Linked DNA regions of Homo sapiens: region 1 is linked to region 2. Evidence: chromatin loops called from intact Hi-C (ENCODE). Cell type or tissue: mesothelial cell of epicardium. All regions are shown on one strand. Links, peaks and the distances in the headings refer to the core of each region. The heading gives the core; the rest is flanking DNA.

Region 1 (4,383 bases), core at 189-4,188, 220 kb before region 2:
GGGTTCACGCGCCCACCTCTGAGCTAGTTGCTGTGGCTAGCGGGCCGGTGCCCTGTTGGGCAAGGCTTGGGGTGGAGTCACCCAGTGAGAACCACGTGGCTGACAGAAGAGTGCAGAGGGTGCTGGGTCAAAAACCCAACACAGAGCCCCATTCCTCACAGGTCTCGACATGGAAGAATTCACCATGGTGCTTGCCACAGGGCAAGTGCTCAGCCAGCCACAGCTCTGCTGACAGTGACTCCTTCTGTTTCCACTAAGGGGGCTGCCACGTCCTCCTGGGCAGGGTGTGAGGGGCCCTCCCTGGACTTCCTCGGCCTCCCTCATGGCCTCTCACTGCCTCTACTCCCATCTCCAGGCCAGGTACCAGGCATCGGCCCTCTGCCTGGCCAAAAGTCCCCAGGGAAGGGGAGGCATTCCTCACCCCACACACCCTGGGAGCTGCAGAGACTGCAATTTCACTAATGATGTGGGGAAGAGAGGAAAAGGCTAGCCCAAGAGGGAGATATTTTAGCTGAAAAACCTCCCCCTGGATTTGGGCAGGTTTTTCAGGGCTAATGAGCTGGGGCCAAGGGAGTTTCCAGGGAGGGAGGTGGCTGTGTCTGGTCCAGGCTCTGGTTCTAGAGGGGCTGGAGGTCTGGCCAGTGAGAGAGGAGCTGGGGGCCGGGAAGGGTGCAATGGGGGGCCCTGTGCCCCAAGCTGAGAAGCGCTCACTGGCTCACCCCATAGATGCACTGCTCACTCTGTGTTACCCCCGTTCTCCTCATGTAGGAAAGATCCCCAATGGCCAAGTTGATCTTGCCAAGCTTTATTATCTCTATAGTCCCTACTGTGAGAACACTGCATATCTGTTTTATTTTCCCCTGATATAAAGTCATGTCATGATATTGCAATTGCCTTTTTTTTTCTTTTAGACAGAATCTTGCTCTGTCACCCAGGCTGGAGTGCAGTGGTGCTATCTCTGCTCACTGCAACCTCCGCGTCCCAGGTTCAAGCGATTCTCCTGCCTCAGCCTCCTGAGTAGCTGGGACTATAGGCGCGCGCCACTGCAAACTTACAGACTGGGAGATACTGTTTTCACCAGATTCTGGGCTGCAGTCTGACCCCATTCCTCAATTTCTAATGTCTTTGGGAGAACATTTACCCAGTCAGTTAGCTTTGAGGGTAGACTGGAGCTCTAGGCCTGACCTGACCCCTTGGGTGGATTGCTGGTTTTCTCTGGGCCTTGGTGAGCTAGACTATAATGTCGAGGTGATAATCCCTGTCTTCTCCCCCATCAGTGCTAATTCCACCTGAGAAAATGTTGGTCTGGCTGTGAAGGGACAGGCAGTCCATGCAAATACACACTACGCAGCCATATGAGGTTTCTCCAAAGCCAGCATCTCCCTCAAATACTGGAAGTCAGCACACACTGTGGCCAGAGAAGACAGCCCATCCATACCCTGTCCAGAACCCACAAGAAGAGCAGGGATCTACCTGGCACAACAGACACCGCAGACAAAACTTGCCAGAGTCCAGCAGCTGCACTTTTGCTTAGCTGAAGCCGGGTGTTTCCTGTGTCCACAGGGTCTGGCGGTTGGGGACCAGTGATGCTTTTCCTTTGAGTGACTTTGCACCCCAGCCCTGAGTTTTAGTCACTTTGGAATGTGGGGAGGCAGACCTTTAGGGAGAGATCTGGTCTTGTGCCATTCAGATCACCTGCAGCAGCTGCCTTAGGGTGGGGAGAATTTTCACAGCCTGCCAACCAGGCTGGAGGATGGAAGGGAAACCATGTGGAACCCGGACCTAGAGAGAGGCGCTTCAGCACTGCGGACAGCGCCCTGCCAGCCTCTGAGACCCAGAGACCTGAGCTGTGAGGAGTGTGGATCCTGAAGGAAGAGCCCCGGCCGGGCGCGGTGGCTCACGCCTGTAATCCCAGCACTTTGGGAGGCCGAGGCGGGCAGATCACGAGGTCGGGAGATCGAGACCATCCTGGCTAACACGGTGAAACCCTGTCTCTATTAAAAACACAAAAAAATTAGCCGGGCGTGGTGGCAGACGCCTGTAGTCCCAGCTACTCGGGAAGCTGAGGCAGGAGAATGCCGTGAACCCGGGAGGCGGAGCTTGCAGTGAGCCGAGATCGTTCCACTGCACTCCAGCCTGGGCGACAGAGCGAGACTCCGTCTCAAAAAAAAAAAAACAAAAAAAAAAACCCCAAAGTGGACAGGGCGACCCAGTCCCTGCCCTCAGGGAAGGAGAGAGGGGAGGCACAAGGATTATTAGCCCTTCTATCAGCCAGCACTGGTGATGGACACTTTAATACATTAGCTCAACTTGACCTCCTCTTTATTTTATTGCCCAGGCTGGAGTGCAGTGGTGCGATCTCGGCTCACTGCAAGCTCCGCCTCCCGGGTTCACGCCATTCTCCTGCCTCAGCCTCCCGAGTAGCTGGGACTGCAGGTGCCCGCCACCACGCCAGGCTAATTTTTTGTATTTTTAGTAGAGATGGGGTTTCACCGTGGTCTTGATCTCCTGACATCGTGATCCGCCCGCCTCAGCCTCCCAAAGTGCTGGGATTACAGATGGGAGCCCCAGCGCCCGGCCGGCCTCCTCTTTATTCTTATTTTACGAGGGAGAGAACGGAGGCTCAGCAAGGCTGAATAGGCTGCCCAGGTCACACAGCTAGTTAGCGGTAGAGCATGGACTTCTGTCCAAGTTCATCTGGCTCCAGGATCTCCATCTTACTGTCTCTCTAATCGGATGGGAGAGGCACAGCCTTCAAACACTTGTGGCAGCCATGGCCCCCAGGGCTGCTGGCATTTGTGGCTAGAAGGCTGCATTTGCATTTGTGTGTGGTTTTGTGAGTGCTTCTGGGTGTGCACGAGGGTGAATTCAGTGGAGTGTGACTGTTTACAGGAGGCTGTGTGAGACCCCATGGGAGCTGGAAGATGAGAGGTGGTGTCATATCTCAAAGACTCTCCCTCCTCCCTCCTCCTGGAGGGAGACCTAGAATTCACTGGCCTTTCTTTTTTAAGCACTTAAAGAACAGACCAGAACTGATAGCTAAATTAAACCTGCTGAGAGTGCCTGTTTAATTGAAAATGCCATCTGTAATTTAAATGTCAGAATCAGGATGGTTATTACAGGCGCTTTGAAGACTGGGGCTCATTTCACAGTTTCAAAACAGACCGGGAAAAGCAGCAAATGGACCATGGCCTGCAATGTCGTGAAGCGATTAATAACTTCTCTGGTCCTGCTGAGCTCCGGCTCCCACCACTGCCCTCACAGAGGGAGTATGGCTGGGAGCTGGGAGTTAGGGGCTTGGGCTCCGGGACTCCGCCTCCTGCCTCACCCCCTCCACGCCTCTGTGCCATCCTCCACTCAGCTTCAGGGCAACCATTCCAAAGGGTGAAGTTTATCCTGTCTCACTTCAGGGTCTCCCTGGCACTTCTGGAATGAAATCCTAATCTCTTAGTCTGGCATTCAAGGCCTTTGGAAGGCAAGGCCCTGCCTCCCTCTCCAGGTTTGGTGCCTGCCACTGGCAGCTGCAGACATCCTGAATGCCTCCAGGCCCTTGCACGAGCTGAGCCCTCTGCCTGGACAGCCATTGCTTTTCTTATCCACCCGGTGAGCACAGTGTATCATTCATGATTCAGCCGTCATGTCACCACTTCCAGGAAGCCTTCCTTGAGTACCCTATGCCTCCCCAAAGCACTGATCCAGGCCAGGTTAAGTTTCCTTTTCTCCCATGGCCCCTTGCTCACCTTCATAGCTGACTTAACATGGGGTTGTCTATTCGCCAGTCTCTGTATGCTGTGAGCCCCTTAAGGACAGTGATAGTGCCTTGTTCTGAGACCCAGTGCTCTGCCCTGAACAATGACAATAGCTAACATTTATTGAGCACCTGCTATGTAGCAGGCACTATCATTAGTCCCATCAAAATATTTTTTCATGAACCATACATGGGACTTAATATTAGTCCCCCCCTTTTTTTTTAAATGGAGTCTCGGCCGGGCATGGTGACTCATGCCTGTAATCTCAGCACTTTGGGAGGCCGAGGTGGATGGATCACTTGAGGTGGGAAGTTCGAGACCAGCCTGGTCAACATGGTGAAACCCCATCTCTACTAAAAATACAAAAATTAGCTTGGCTTGGTGACATGCGCCTGTAATCTCAGCTACTCGGGAGGCTGAGGCAGGAGGATCACTTGAACTCGGGAAGTGGAGGTTGCAGTGAGCCGGGATAGTGCCACTGCACTCCAGCCTGGGCAACAGAGTGAGACTCTGTCTCAAAAAGTAAAATAAACAGAGCAAGACTCTGTCTCAAAAAGTTAAAAAAAAAAAAAAAATGGAGTCTCACTCTGTCACCTAGGCTGGAGAGCAATGGTGCGATCTTGGCTCACTGCAA
Region 2 (4,383 bases), core at 274-4,273:
CTTCCAGGGCACTAGCAGGCCCTGCAGTCCTGAGTCTTGGCAGTCTGGGAGAGGGGGACGGGCCTCCTCCTGAGAAGAGGAGCCTGACCCCACCAGGCCTAAAGAAAACAATTACATTTGCATTTCATTTGAAGTTGAGACAACTGCTGCTGTGGGCTAATGACGAGCCAATTGATTACCAGAAACATATGTGTGGAAGAGGAATCATTCATTAGGCAGGAGTTGCAGCTCAGATGTCAAGCAGCTGTCGGCAGTTCCTGGCCTTTTGGAGTCTGGGGAGCTGCCAGGATGTCTTTGCTCGGGAAATGAGTCCCCAGGATGGGCCTCAGTGTCCCAGGTCTCACTACCTTCTCAACTTCCTCTGTAAATAGGGATAATAGGGGCCAGCTGAGTTCACAGTCAGTCAACAAACACTTAGTGAGTCCCCACTCTTGGCAAGATGCTGTGTCTTAAGATACAGAAAGGAATAAGACACAGCTCCAATCTCAGAGCACTCTGTAGACCTTGGTGAGAGCTGCAAAGCAGTGGGCCCAGGGAGCCATGGAGGCTCAGCGGAGAGGATCCTCCTGGAGACTGGGATGGGATGAGGAAGTTGGGGAAGGCTTCCAGGAAGAGGTGACATTTGAGCTGAGTCCTAAAGAGTGAGGAGGAGTTGGCCAGGAGATGAAGGGCATTTCAAACAGCAGGACCAGCATGGGCAAAGGCTTGGAGGCCGAGAAAGTCTGGGACATTTGGGAAATTGAAAGTGACTTGTTTAGGCTGGAGCACAGGGAGCATGTGAGTTGCTGCGGCTGACGGGCCAGCAGGGGCCAGATCATAAAAGGTGCTATGGACCAAGGGGAGGAGCTGGAGCTTTGTCCCCTGGGCTGCTGCAGATGAGTGACTGGGGAGGCTTCCAGGAGACACACCTGAAGGGTAGCGAGCACAGCAGTACTGCCAGAGGGAAACTGATCCGAGATCACTGCAGGACTGGCCAGAGGGAGAAGCCGATCCTCAATCGTTGCCCCTAAGATCTGAGCTCATCCCGTGAAGGGCTCTGGACCTGGACTGGTCACTACAGAGGTCCCAAATAGAGGCAAGGGAACAGACGTTTGTATAGTTACATCTGTCATTGTCAGGGGGCCTGCAGGGAGGGGTGGGGTAGGGTGTGACATTGATCAAGACAGGTCTATAGGCCAAAGGCAATGCTCTGTGAGGGGCACAGTTTTGAGCTATCAGCAGCTTCTAATTCCAGCAGCTAGGGGTGGGTGCATGCCCTGGAAGAGGGAACCTGGGTGGAGACTGCAGTACCCGTTACACCTTGTGTGACTTGGAAAAGCCTCTTCTCCTCTCTGGATCTCAGGATCCACAACTGGAAAAAAAAAAAAGTTTGGGACCTGTGGTAGGCAGAACAATGTCCCAAAAGATGTCCACATCTTATTCCTGGAATGTGTGACTAGATGACCTTCCATGGAAAGAGTTTTTGCAGATTTGAGCGAATTAAGGACTGAGATGGGGAGATTATTCTGGATGGCCTGGGCGGATCCAGTCTAATCATCCAAGTTCTTAAAAAGGAGAACTTCTTTCTTCTGTGGAGATAGATATGGTCTTCCCGGCTTTGAAGATGGACAAAGAGGAATGATTCCAGGGATTCCAGTGGCCTCTAGAAGCTGGAGAAGGGAAGGAAACAGATTTTCCCCTAGAGCCTCCAGAAAGGTGTGCAGCTGTGCCAACACCTTGATTTTAGCCCAGTGAAATCCATGTCAGGCTTCTGACCTTCAAAACCATTAGGAAATACATTTGTGTTGCTTTAAGCCACTAAGTTTGGGGTGATTTGTTATAGCAGCCATAGGAAACTAATACTTAATCGAAGTCTAGGGGCAGCTCATGAGATCTGATGGATTGCAGACATGCACTACAGACCCTAGACCTGCATCGTCTGTCGAATTTTCTTTAATGATGATTCTGTTCTATGTCTGTGTTGTCCAATACACCAGCCACAGGCCACGTGTGGCTCTTGAGCACTTGAAACGTGGCTAATGCAGCCGAGCAACTGAATTTTTAATTTTCTTTGATATTAACTTAAATTGAAATAGTCACATATGGCCGGTGGCTACTACACTGGACAGAAAGTTCCATTAGACAGCGCAGCTTAGAGGCTGAGGACTGAAGTTCAGGGAAGAAACCGCCCGCAGCAAGAGGTCGGAGGTCCTCATCCTCTATTCACTTTGAAGAGTCCAGATATCTGCAGAACAGCTTTCTTTCCTCCACTCCCTCCAGTGGTCTGGCTAATTGGATAAGGACTTCCCCATATCTTTGTGGCCCCTGAAGTCCCTTACAGAGCCCCACTCTCCTCTGCTGTGCAGACGCGGGCAACTTGCCACCTTCGAGAGAAAGCTAAGTGTTGTCTGCAACAAGGCTGTGCCGGTCAGTGGCGCTGTTGGCGGCAGACATCTCAGAGAAGACGAGGCTCGGGCACAGCTGCCCTGGCCCAGGGCTGTCGTCTGTGGTTTGGAGAAAAGCGAGGCAGTTTCTCTTGGAGCTGGGCCGCAGATGGCACCCAGCTCCCAGCAGGGGCTCTGGATTTCTTGGAGCTAAAAGAATGTCCAACATTACTAAGAAGCAGCCTCGTATTCTCACAGTTATCTGCGACCCCTAGGAGGTCAGAGCAGCTGGAAAGGACCTCAGGATGTAACACCCTGAAAGCAAGGTGACACCCTCAGAATATCATTTTTCTGGGGGCGTCAATAGTTTAAACAGACTTTTTTTTTTGAAACGGAGTCTTGCTCTGTCACCCAGGTTGGAATGCAGTGGTGCCATCTCGGCTCACTGCAACCTCTGCCTCCTGGGTTCAAGCGATTCTCCTGCCTCAGCCTCCTGAGTAGCTGGGATTACAGGTGTGTGCCACTACACCCGGCTAATTTTTGTATTTTTAATAGAGACAGGGTTTCACCATGTTGGCCAGGCTGGTCTTGAACTCCCAACCTCAAATAACCAGTACTCGGCCTCCTAAAGTGCTGGGATTACAGGTGTGAACCACTGTGTCTGGCCTCAACAGGTTTTTAAAGGGGTCTGGGACCCCCCTAAAAAGTTAAGAAACACTCTGCCTCCTCATAGCCTTGTAGACTCCTCCCCTCTGCCCTCCAATCCCTCATCCCCCAGCTCTGCCTCCTAGAAATAGCTCCCCAGGCCTATTCCCCTGGGACCATTTTTCTCTCCCTCCCCTCCCCCACCTGCTCCAGCTGGGCCTCGCTCTCCTCCCTGCTCCTGACAAGGCTCGTCAATTCTGGAGGAAAAAGCCAGGCATCCTTTGTACTTCTTGGGGCAGACAAAGCAGGGTGAGGAGGGGAGCGCGTGTACAAACAGACTGATCTCCAGAAGAAAGGAATTACGCGAATTACAATTGATTTTCCACTGTTAATGAAGCATGAACCCGTGTGATTGCATCTTGAAAAGATTTATAATTATTCATTGAATCTTGGAAGATAATTAAACTTCATTAAACACAGACATGACAAGCTTTCAGAGCAAGCTGAGACCTCCATGCAAGGCTCCGCATTGGAGCAAGAGATACAAGGCTGGGCTCCAGTTGAGGAGGAGAAGGAGGAGGAGGGGGAGGAGGAGAAGGGGGAGAAGGAGGGAGGAGGAAAGAGGGAGGAGGGAGGAGGAAAGAGGGAGGAGGGAGGAGGAAAGAGGGAGGAGGAAAGAGGGAGGAGGAAAGAGGGAGGAGGAAAGAGGGAGGAGGGAGGAGGGAGAGCTATCACGAAAGAGTCTCAGCTAGAAATGCAGCCAATCTTGGGTCTTCCAATTTCTCTCCCTACCCTTTAGGGACACCTCCTGGGGAACCTCCACCTACTGCCACCCTCCCCTATCCATGCCCATGTCCCTCCCTCTCAGCAGAGGAGGAATACTGGGAAGGGTGAGGACAGCCTCTGCTGTCCTGCTGTGAATCCCTGCTGAGTCCAGCACCAGGGCCACGGCAGTGGCGGAGGGGGCTGGGGGAGGGAGGAAATGGAGGAGGGGAAAATAAAGGAAGGGTGGTGGGTCCCAAAGCGTGTGTGTGTGTGTGTGTGTGTGTGTGTGTGTGTGTGTGTGTGTTGCCCGCTTCGTGAGATTACAGATTCATGCCTTCTGGAAACCCTGCGGAAGGAGGAGGCTGCCAAACTGCTAACAGTGTTTACCTTGGTGGGGAGCAGAGAAAGCGGTGGGATAAAGGAGGGAGAGAATTTCACTTTTTCTCCATAATACGCTACTTTGGTGTTTAATCGCACAGTGGGTCGACCTAGATTCAGATACAACACGTGGTCGGCCATGTGCTTCACACCAATGTGTTGGCCCACGACGGCCACATAGATGACGGTGGTCCCGTAGGACGATAATACAATATATTTACTGTGCCTTTCT

Evidence for each region. Peaks named below come from ENCODE experiments on the same cell type or tissue, not always from the same donor. Only the 100,000 strongest peaks of a DNase experiment are listed, where the experiment ranks them.
Region 1: it touches region 2 in a loop (7-fold over the local background); 1 of 110 quality-filtered maps calls a loop at or near these places.

What each region holds. Positions count from the first base shown.
Region 1 is chr1:11,633,448-11,637,830 of GRCh38, reverse strand. No RefSeq gene overlaps it. Among named protein-coding and RNA genes, the nearest start is that of FBXO2, 19 kb to the left of the region's middle. In mesothelial cell of epicardium, for the core only: no CTCF peak of the experiment used is centred there; a DNase peak (open chromatin) is centred at 1,800.
Region 2 is chr1:11,413,155-11,417,537 of GRCh38, reverse strand. No RefSeq gene overlaps it. Among named protein-coding and RNA genes, the nearest start is that of DISP3, 64 kb to the left of the region's middle. RefSeq lists an enhancer at 601-1,285. In mesothelial cell of epicardium, for the core only: no CTCF peak of the experiment used is centred there; no DNase peak of the experiment used is centred there.